2 separate regions of the Homo sapiens genome follow, and region 2 is linked to region 1. Evidence: chromatin loops called from intact Hi-C (ENCODE). Cell type or tissue: endothelial cell of umbilical vein. All regions are shown on one strand. Each heading gives the region's core, and the rest is flanking DNA. Links, peaks and the distances in the headings are about the cores only. Region 1 has its middle 23 kb from the start of DNM3. Region 2 overlaps DNM3 (dynamin 3).

The links. A loop is a pair of places that touch in the nucleus more often than their neighbours do. Peaks named below come from ENCODE experiments on the same cell type or tissue, not always from the same donor. Only the 100,000 strongest peaks of a DNase experiment are listed, where the experiment ranks them.
Region 2: it touches region 1 in a loop (2.3-fold over the local background); 2 of 110 quality-filtered maps call a loop at or near these places.

What each region holds. Positions count from the first base shown.
Region 1 is chr1:171,815,771-171,821,158 of GRCh38, forward strand. No RefSeq gene overlaps it. Among named protein-coding and RNA genes, the nearest start is that of DNM3, 23 kb to the right of the region's middle. RefSeq lists enhancers at 1,252-2,238, 2,239-3,224. In endothelial cell of umbilical vein, for the core only: no CTCF peak of the experiment used is centred there; a DNase peak (open chromatin) is centred at 2,101.
Region 2 is chr1:171,879,756-171,885,143 of GRCh38, forward strand. The region is part of intron 1 of DNM3 (dynamin 3); the gene reads left to right. Among named protein-coding and RNA genes, the nearest start is that of DNM3-IT1, 18 kb to the left of the region's middle. RefSeq lists an enhancer at 4,180-4,259. In endothelial cell of umbilical vein, for the core only: no CTCF peak of the experiment used is centred there; no DNase peak of the experiment used is centred there.

The DNA of each region.
Region 1 (5,388 bases), core at 154-5,153:
GGAGGACGAAGACAGGCACAGTAACAAGGTTTTTCAGTAGGTTCTCTTTCACATTGTTTTAATTTTTGAGCCATGGTTGTATCACCTATTTAAAAATATGAAAATAAGGTTGATGGGTGCAGCAAACCACCATGGCACATGTATACCTACTTATCAAACCTGCACGTTCAGCACAAGTATCCCAGAACTTAAAGTAAAATTATTAAATAAATAAAATAAAACATATAAAAATTAAAACATAAAATTTGGGGTGACTTTAATGGTGTGAATTTCAGGCAAGTGTTCAATGGTTCTCACCAAAAGGCCTGGGGTTCTTTTACCCCCATTGTTTTTTGCTTAACCCGTGTACTTTCCGGAGTTTTCTTCCCAACTTTTTCTCTTGGCTAACTCCCACTTCACCTCAGGTCTTGGCTCAAATATCACTTTCTTCCCGTATCCTCACTTTCTCTGCTATCCTGTGTGCTTTAGATTCTCCTCTCCTGTTTTCTCACGGGGTGTTATGAGAACTGCTGCTGTGATTTTTCTCACATTGGGCTGTAATTATTGATTAACTTGTCCTTCTACCCATTTGACTATGAACGCTTTGCCTCTATTCATAGCTTATAATAAATGTTCAAGAAATTTTTATTGAATGAATCCTGCCATGTAGGTGTAGGGACCTTATACCATGGAATTCTGGAGACAGCTTCGATTTCAAGCATTTGTTCCTTTGTTTCCTTAAGCACTAATCAGGCCAATGTACTGATTCTTCCTTTTCTCCCTACTCCCTTCCCTTCCCCTCCCCTCCTCCCTCCCTCCTTCCCTCCTTCCCTTCTTTTTTTTCTTTCTTTTTCCTTTCTTCCTTTTTCTAAAATACACATAAATGTGCTCATCTATTCTGGTCTTAATTGTAGTTGCTGAGTAAGAAGTAGAAATCTTTCAGCTCTGATGTTGACACAAACAAAGGCAAAAAATTATTTTTATATAATCCCAGGGCTGAAGGGAAACCAGGGGACTTAAAAGAAATTTAGAAGCTGTGTCTCTTCTATACGTAGACTGTGAGCTCTTTCAAAGCAGAGATGGCATCTTTTCCACCTTTGTGCCTCTGGTATATTGCACATGGCCTGTTACCTAGTATGTGCTCAATAAATGAGTGCTAAACTTAATTACAAAAATTAACATGGCATATTTTGCCTTCTCTTGAGAATTTTTGTCTGAAGTTGAAGAACTCTGTATTTTGAAAATTAAATCTATACAGAAGTAGGAAAATGGTAAAAATTATGGAATCGAGGGATAGATAGACCTGGATTCAAATTCATATTCTTTTTTCATCATTAACTGTAACTGCATGGCCATAGCTAAACCACTTAACTCATCTGAGCCTGTCCTCATTTGTAAAACACACACACACACACACACACACACACACACAGTCTCCCATGGTTATTAAAATAATTAAATGGGATAACCTAAGTAAAGGCCTTAGTACATGCTGAACACTTGGTACTTGCTTATTGTTATTTCATTGAACATGTTATGCTCAACAAGTTATCTAGCTAATATATGCAAAGTTTTGCAAGGCCAGGCCAAAGGCACAGGTCTTAAAATTATAAAAGCTGAAGGAGTTGCAACCAAGAAAGGAAATAATTAGGGAAGAGAGACTGGATCAGAAGCCAGGCAGCTAAGGGTACTGGCTTTTCAAATTGTGTTCTTTTGTTAAGACTAAAATTGGAAGACAGGAGAAGCAGGGCTTTTGGAATTGTGGATACCAAGCACCACTAAATGATTAAAGCAAAGTGCAGTGCTGGCTGGTGGCCGTGTGCTTGTTATCTTGGAAGTGCAACCCTTGTGTCCTGTATCTGATTCATTTTCAACAATTTTTTTTTTTTTTTTGTGGGTGGGGAAGAAAGAGGAGGGATGACAGAGAAAGGTTGGAAGATACACAGGAGAGATATTTGAGGGGAGGAGCAAATAGACTAATATTCTCAGTGCTTTTTAACTCATTGATTGCCAGGAGCCTGGGTGAGGCAAAGCATTGGTTTATTCAGCTTTTATTCAGCTCAGTGCCCTGTTGACAACACAATGTGTCTGAGTCACAGGGGGTCAAGTGACTGTAGCTTCTCTGATGAGTCACTGTCTTGTTTCCACTAATGTCTCCGTGGCTGGGGCCAATTTGTTTACTGAGAGAAAGCTACAGCTGTCTGCAGGTACAGACATTTGTACTCCAGAACTTACCAGCAGAGCCAAGCAGTGTGGATGTGAGGAGCTTTTGCACTCCTGGAAGGTCCTCACGGGTAACAGGCAGTGGGAGCTGCTTGATGTGATATGATGATGCTCTTTCCTTTGATTTGGTATCAAGAGAAGCAACTGTTTAGAATTAGAGCTCAGAGGATTGAGCAAGAGTTAGAAGGTGGGAACAGGACTAACATATATCACCCAGGAACCCAGTAAGACATATGGCATATTCACAGTAGGCAATTGAAGGGTGCTGGGTAGAGAGACTATTCACAAGGGTGTGAGCAGGGTTCAGGGAAACCAGCAAGGGATGGTGCAGGGTCTCAGAGAAAGCAAGTGTGGGGAGCCATTACTTGGCTGAAGAAGCATGAGTGGGGAGAGTGGCTATTGGAGCACGGGGGAGTAGAAGTTGGAGAAAGTCACCTGAGAGGAGCAGTGGCCATCATCTTAAGGCCACAGTCAACTTACAGTGAACCAACAGGGATGGAGTCAGGGTTATACATACCCACTTCACTCTCCTCCCACTCTCCCATTGGAGACCCTTATATTGGCCACATCTTACTGAAAGCCAGAGAGAAGGGAGTTGTTGACGTTGGCCACGCAGGCCAGCTCCTGAGGAAGAGAGCAGGGTGGAGAAGCTGGAGAGTGGCTCTGGGGGGATGCAGAAAATATCTAGCACAAGTCACTAGCTAGACAAGCCAGTTACCTCATGTGGGTCTCAGTTTTAATCATCGGTGAAATGGGAAAATCACTCTACCTTTTTGGCAGTGTTGTGAGAGTGGAGTTAGATAAAAGGATTTGAAAGGCCCTGAAGCGCTCTGCAAATGTTGAGTAAGAAGTTGCTCTATAGCTGCTACTTTTCACAGAGAAGGGAAATACTATGTTACTCAAGTAAATTCCTTCCCTCCTGGTTAGTTCACCACCCCTTCTTGAGATCTTACTTTCATGTAGCGCATACTGGATGCCAGGAGTGAGCATGGGGAACAAAGATGGGTGGGCTATAAAAAAATGTGATGACAGTTATAAGACATAGCCAATGCTCCGTCAATAGCCTATAATATAGTTACAAAGAAAGATATAAATAGGTGTGTAGTGTGTGTGTGTGTGTGTGTGTGTGTGTATGTGTGTATGTATTCCTATATCAATGTATGAAATGCATGGAAAGATATGAAGGTAATTATCTATCTGTGTAATCATCCATTCATCCATCCATCCATCTACACAAAGTAATGCAACCACATATGCAAAATGGAACAATACATATATAAATAATTAGAACTGGATAGGAACAATAAAAAAAGGGTGTTCAGAAGAATAGAGTTTTGCATTGGAAATTAGGTCTTGAAGTGCCAACCTACTGACCTGTTGGGGATGTTATTGTCCATCCAGGTTTAGAAGTAGACTTTTAAAGAAAGAGAGTAAAGTATTTAAATTTTTTGAGTTTATGTATTTGTTTATTATTCTTTTTATCTCCAATGCTTGGCACAGTATTCTAAAGGCCCTCAAGAAGTGTTTATTAAATGAATCAGTTAACAAAAAAGGTATTTATGCTACTTTATTAAATGAGAGAAGAAAATACATATAATAACAACGCCTGCCTATAGCGTGGTCTCTATGAGAATTCTTCCAGTGCTGTTTGAAATACTGTACCACTGAGGCCAAAGAGGACACAGTGACTGAGCTTAGCATATGCTTTAGGTAAGTGATTTGTGTAAGATTAATGTGTGCATAGATGCAATCTCAAAATTTCAAGACAGAAAATGACTGCTTTTTGGAAGATGTTTATTAAGAGCCTATGGCATGCCAGACATGCATGTCCTACCCATGCTTCTGGAGCTCAGTAGAAAGAGAAGTTGAGTGAGGGTGGTGATAGTTTCCTCATATGGTTGTCAGGTTATTGTAAAGCTTAAAAATAGTGTTCCTTTTCTGCCATGGGCTTGAAAACAAACAAACAAACAAAAACAAAACAAAACAAAAATAGTGTTTAGCACTCAAATACCTTTGCATAAGTATTAATAGTCTAGGATTCAGGGTGTGGTAATGAAAGGGAAAGTTAAAGTAACACCATCTAAACGTTTCTAGGCAAATGTAAGTGGAAATGATACTGGTGTGGGACTATTCAGAATCACTGCTGTGGATGCAGAAAGCACTGGCTCTGAGCCCATGGGGCACAGCCCAGAGAACAGAGCTCTGCAGCGAGGCCAATGCTTCTTGGTCTTTGGATAAGTTGATAACTCTTAGGAGCTCTTGGGATTGTCTGAAGGCTGTGGGGGGAAAAGCACAGCCTGCACCTACTATTAGCTCCCTGCAGAAGAAAGAAGAGAACATGGCCCATTCAAAGTCATGTTTTTTTCCAGCTCTGCTCTCTTCCCTAGTCTCCAGGCTGCAGGCATGCAAGGCTGAAATCAGGCTTCCAATGACCAAAGAAAAACTGTGCCACATCCCAACCTTAAAACAAGGCTGTCAAGCCCTGATCAAGGGCTGTGGATGATACAGGGTTTATATGTATAGATGGGCCCTCTCTGTTGATTGTTTAAATTCAGGTAACATTCACATAACACAGAATCATTTAAAAGTATACAATTCGGTGGCATTTAGTAAATTCACTGAGTTGTGCAACCATCATCACTATCTAGCTCCAAGACATATTATTTTCGTCACCCCAAAAGGAAATGCAATATACATTAAGTAGTTGCTTCCCATTCTCCTCCCAATCCAATTTCTGGTAACCACCAATCTGATTTGTCTCTAGGGATTTATCTATTCTGGATGTTTCATATAAATTGAATAATACAAAATATGATCTTTTGTGTCTGTCTTTTTTCACCTAGCATAATGTTTCCAAGGTTCATCCATGTTGTAACATGTTGGTGCTTCATCCGACACATTTTTTGGCTGAATAATATTCCACTGTGTGGATGTACCACATTTTGTTTATCTTTTATCAGTTGATGGAAATTTGGGTTATTTCTACCTTATGGCTATTGTGAATAGTGCTGCTACAAATATTTGTGTACAAGATTTTTTTAAATACCTGTTTTCAATTACTTTGGGTATATACCTACAAGTGGAATTGCTAGGTCACATAATAATTCTAGTTTAACTTATTGAGGAGCCACCAACTGTTTTCCACAGTAACAGCACCATTTTACATTCCCACTAGCAATGTGTGAT
Region 2 (5,388 bases), core at 56-5,055, 64 kb after region 1:
ACCAGGAGTCACGAAGCAACTGTTGTCTTCTGGGATATTCTACTTTAGCTGTGATTCAGGGATCAGACTGCTACCAGCATTGTTAGCTTCAGAGCTGTCTGCTGCCTGTTAGATTTGCACAAGCAAGACAAAACCTTGGGTGCTTCTTCTCTTCCGCTTAACTCTGAATTCAAGTTTTATGGAAGTGGCGCTCATGGTGAAACCCAAATTGGAATTCAAGTCTTATGGAAGTGCATCTTAATGGTGAAACCTAAATTGTGTTGAGAATGCTAGTTACAAGGGAGTCTGGGAAATGAGGTTTTTAGTTTTCTGGCATCTGCAGTGTAAGAAGGCAAATATGGAGATTGGAACAGAAGTTGAGCTGGCCAATGTGCTGTATCAGCCACAGATGCTTTTGTGTTATTTCCTGTGATGGCTAGAAAACAAACTTAGAATCTGGCTGATTGAGTAAGGAAACAATTTTCAGATGTAAACCTTGTATATTACAGTCTCCAAGTAGATTTTTAAAATATATTTTTTTGTTTGCATTATCTGAGAATCCAGAAGAGCATCCAGTAATCAGTAATTACATAGTCAGATGTGCCAGGTGGAATGATTCAGGTATCTCTATGTATTTGTAGCTTGAATCCTGTATGTCTTCTGTTTAGAACTTAGCCATCTTTTGAAATTAAGCTTTTTTCCACTGGTGATTATGCTAGTGCATTTAATTGGGATTATTTTTTGGCACAGCGATCATTAATTAGAGCAAATGGAGCATAAGCAACGTTAGTTGAATAAATAATGAATTTAAAGAGTCTATGAAGGTTAAATAGCATACTCTGGAATGTTCTATGAAGTAATTTTTCCTTTCCATGCTACATACTGTCAAGATAACTAGTCTAACCCAAGGTTAGATAGAAAACAATATGTAGAGTGTTTCCTGCAATATTTTCATGAAAAATATATGTGTAAAAATGTCTAGGATGGTCTAAGAGAAAATATTTATATTGATTACTGTGAATTAGAATAGATTTTTTGGTTTGTTTATATTAAAAACATTTAATCCCATGAGCACATCATCTTATCAGAAAATGATTCCAAAAAGTTCTTCTGTGAGTTTTATCAACCAGGAGTTCTATTCAAAATACATAGGCAGAATAAATAGTAAAGTAAAAAAAAAACCTATGTGTCTTTTATTTCTCTGCTAACTTTGAATGGGTACATGTGATAGACTTTAATTATTTTGTGGCTAATTTATTGGAAATTGTTTTTTGGTTGGGAATACAATGTCTTTTGTTGATATCTCCCCAAGTCTCAGGTCATAATCATAAATTATTTATTTTATTGAAGGCAGTTATGATACCATCTTGTCACTTTTCCTAATAATTGTATAATAATAAGTTGTATTCACATTATATTGATCTATTTACTTTTTCAGTTAATTCCGTATGAAACATTTGTTTACTAAGATATCAAATCAACCACAAATTACCATTCATAGATAAAATGGAATTAATTCTTAATGATGTGGCCTTTTTAGGACATAGTTAAAATTCTTTAATTTTGTGATTATGTTATTTAGTATACATTAAGTATAATGTAGAATATACTTATGATATTGGCCCTTCTTTCAGGAAATTAAAATTTAAGGAAATGGGCAATGTATGATGCTATTTAATTATGAAAATTCTCCTGTGACGTTTTGTCTTTTCATGTTAGGCCTAAGCAGAGGGCCTAAAGGGTGTGGTTGTCAGTTACACTTGGGAAAATTTATAGGAGTGGGAAATTCTCAAATGAGATCATAGGGGTCTCCAGGCAGAGGGCCAGGCTGAGCCACAAGCAGCTCCATAGAGCCAGGGTCAGGGAGCTGGAGAGTCAGGATGAAGGTCATGGGTAAAATATAATTCTGGGCATTCTGCTGAAATGGCAGACCTCTCGGTACAGTATAGATATGCAAATGCTAACACCCAGAGTGTCTGACTTTGATGTGCTGCCAAGCACCTTTGGCCTCCAGTGGGTGCTGACTGAATTGGAGAGATTCCAGATTCAGCAAAGATGTCTGTTAGCAGAGGAACAGGATTAATGAAGGGATTTGTCCCTCTCTTACCTCAGTTTACTTAAGGAGAGGGTTTTATTAATTGGCGTGAAAACGTTGCATAACATTTTAGGAACTAAATCCTAGAATTTCTTTTAAAATAGTACATTTACAATAATTATCAAAGATTTTTTCTTTAAAATTATTTTTTCAGATCTAGAGTTATTTTAACTTTATTTTGAAATAATTTCAAACTTGTAGAAGAGTTGCAAGAAGAGTATTAAAACCCTCTTGTGGCCGGGCATGGTGGCTCACACCTGTAATCCCAGCACTTTAGGAGGCCGAGGTGGGCGGATCACCTGAGGTCAGGAGTTCGAGACCAGCCTCAACATGGAGAAACCCCATCTCTACTAAAAATACAAAATTAGCTGGGCGTGGTGGTGCATGCCTGTAATCCCAGCTACTCAGGAGGCTGAGGCAGGAGAATTGCTTGAACCTGGGAGGCGGAGGTTGCGGTGAGCCGAGATCGCGCCATTGCACTCCAGTCTGGGCAACAAGAGCGAAACTCCGTCTCAAAAAAAAAAAAAAAGCCCTTTTGCATAACAACTATGAATGCTTTGCCACATTTGCTTTATCTCGTTTTGTCTCTGTCTCTCTCTATACACACACACACACACACACACACACACACACACGCACCATTTAAGAGTTAATGGTCAATATCACACCCCTTTACTCCTAAACATTTCAGCATGTATTTCTTAAGAACAAGGACATTCTCTTATATAACCACATAGATATACAGCCCATATTCAAAATTTGCCTATTATCCCAATAATATTTTTTAGAGCATATTTCCTCTTGGCCAAATAAGTCATGACTACATATTACCTTTAGTTGTCATGTCTTTTAAATTTTTAATCTGGAATAATCTCGTAACTCCATTTTCTTTCATGACATTGATATTTTTGAAGGGTATATGCCACTTGTTTTATAGACCAATCCTTTATTTTGATTTGTCTGATTCAATATTTTTTATCAATGACTTTATACTTTAATTTGAAAAACATGGAAATATATAAGGAAGAAAACATTCACCCTTGATCCTGCTGTCCAAGGATACTTCTGACATTTAGACATACTTCCATTTTTCCTATGACTCATAAAATCAGTTACAAAATTGAACATACAGAATAATCCCATATTTTATACATATTAATACGTATAAAATATGTATAGTGTATACATATTAATATGTATAAAAATATGGGATTATTCTGTATGTTCAATTTTGTATCTGATTTTATGAGTATTTTTCCATCTCATTAAATGCTCTTTGAAAGCATATTTTCCTGGCTCCCTAATGTTCTTTATTACAGTTACACTATCATTTATGTAAATACTCTCTTATCATTGGATATTTAAATTGTTTCTATTTTTCTTATTACAAAAACACTGTGACTGCATGCAGTGGCTCACCTGTATAATCCCTGATAGTCAGGAGGCTGAGGTGGAAGGATCATTTAATGCTAGAGGTTTGAGATTAGCCTGGACAACAGAGTGAGACTCCATCTCTAAAAAAACAAAAAAGGACCACACACACACACACACACACACACACACACACACACACACACACACACACCCTGTCAGAATGAATACCATCAATCTATAAACTGCATTTGATTCCTCTTTTTCTTTTTTCTTTCTTTTTTTTTTTGAGATGGAGTCTCACTCTGTTGCTAAGGCTGGAGTGTAATAGCGCGATCTCGGCTCACTGCAACTTCCGCCTCCCGGGTTCAAGTGATTCTCCTGCCACAGCCTCCTGAGTAGCTGAGATTACAGGCACACACCACCACACCTGGCTAATTTTTGTATTTTTAGTAGAGACAGGGTTTTACCATGTTGGTCAGGCTGGTCTCGAACTCCTCACCTTGTGATCTGCCCTCCTCGGCCTCCCAAAGTGCTGGGATTACAGGCATGAGCCACCGCACCCAGCCCCTGATTCCTCTTTTTCCTAAAATTACTTAAGCACATGTATATTAAACAAATGACTTTTCATAGTGGACTTACTCATAAACCAGTAATTAAAGTCTTGATGTGTGCAGAAATGCAAAACATTTCCCAGTCTGATTTTTGGGGCCTCTCTCTTATAAGGGTTTGCTTTCCCATAATGTATCGTCTGCTCAGTGTGCTTGCCACACTATCTGTGGTGACAATGTATTGTCATTCTCTTGGTCTGACTGCTGGGAGATCACAGGGAGCTGAGTGCCGCTGAGTTAAACAGATGTTCAGCATGGCTGCATCTTCAAAGTTTTGTCTGGTTCCAGCCCTGACGAAACTTCTAGGGCCCTGAGAGAAAGAGAAAGTTTCTAGTTGAAGTAATATCCTATAGTTTGTTAGTGGAAACAGAAGCACGTGGTTTCTGATTTGGTTCTGGTGTTCTCTTTGGAGATTTGTATCAGTGATGAAAAAAAGGAAAGGTTGGTTAAGTCTGTTGCCTCCTGAAGTGGTTCTTTTTATCAGAATAAAGACTAGGCATCATCTCCTCTATGAACTTTTTCCTGACACTCCTGTTCATCTTCCATGCTGGACCCATTAGGATTAATCACCTTCTCCTTTGAGTTACCCATATATGTTATCTTTAGGTCTGCTACAGCCTTCGCACTGTCTTACAACTAATTGTATATAAGTCTAGCTTCCCTATGAGGCACTGGGTTTTATATGCATTAGATCCATTTGCCCTGCAATAAGCCACCCCAAAACTTAGTGGCTTAGAACAATAGCCATTAATTTAGCTCATGATTCTGTGGAATCAGCAGGTTGGTCTGGGCTCAGTAGGGCTCAGCTGCTTTCTGATGGGACTCACTCATATGGTTGGCTGGGGGCTGGCTGATTGATGACTGGGATACCTCACTTATTCTCTTGTGGTTTCCCATCCTTCAACGGGCTAGTTCAGACTTGTTCACATGATGTCAACAGGGTTCCCAAAAGCATCAACAGAGCATATCCTTTAATGTACAAGAACTTTCAAATTTCTGCTTCTGATACATTTGCTTCTGTCCCACTGTCCAGAACAAGTCACATGGCTAAGCCCAGAGTTATTGTGTGAGAGCACTACAAAAGGGTGTGAATACAGGGATGTGTGAGCAAATGGGGCATTACTGCAATCAGTCCACTACATGTTCCTTGATGTCAGGGTTACATCTCAACCATCTTTTCATCTCTAGATCCTATCATGTTGCTTGGCACAAGGTAGTTGCTTGGGGAATGGTGAATTGATCTATACAGTTATCTAGTCCGTTTAGCATCCCCTCAAACTTGGGTAAACTCCAGGGCACAAGGAGGGCATTAGGCAATGTTCTTAGATGCTG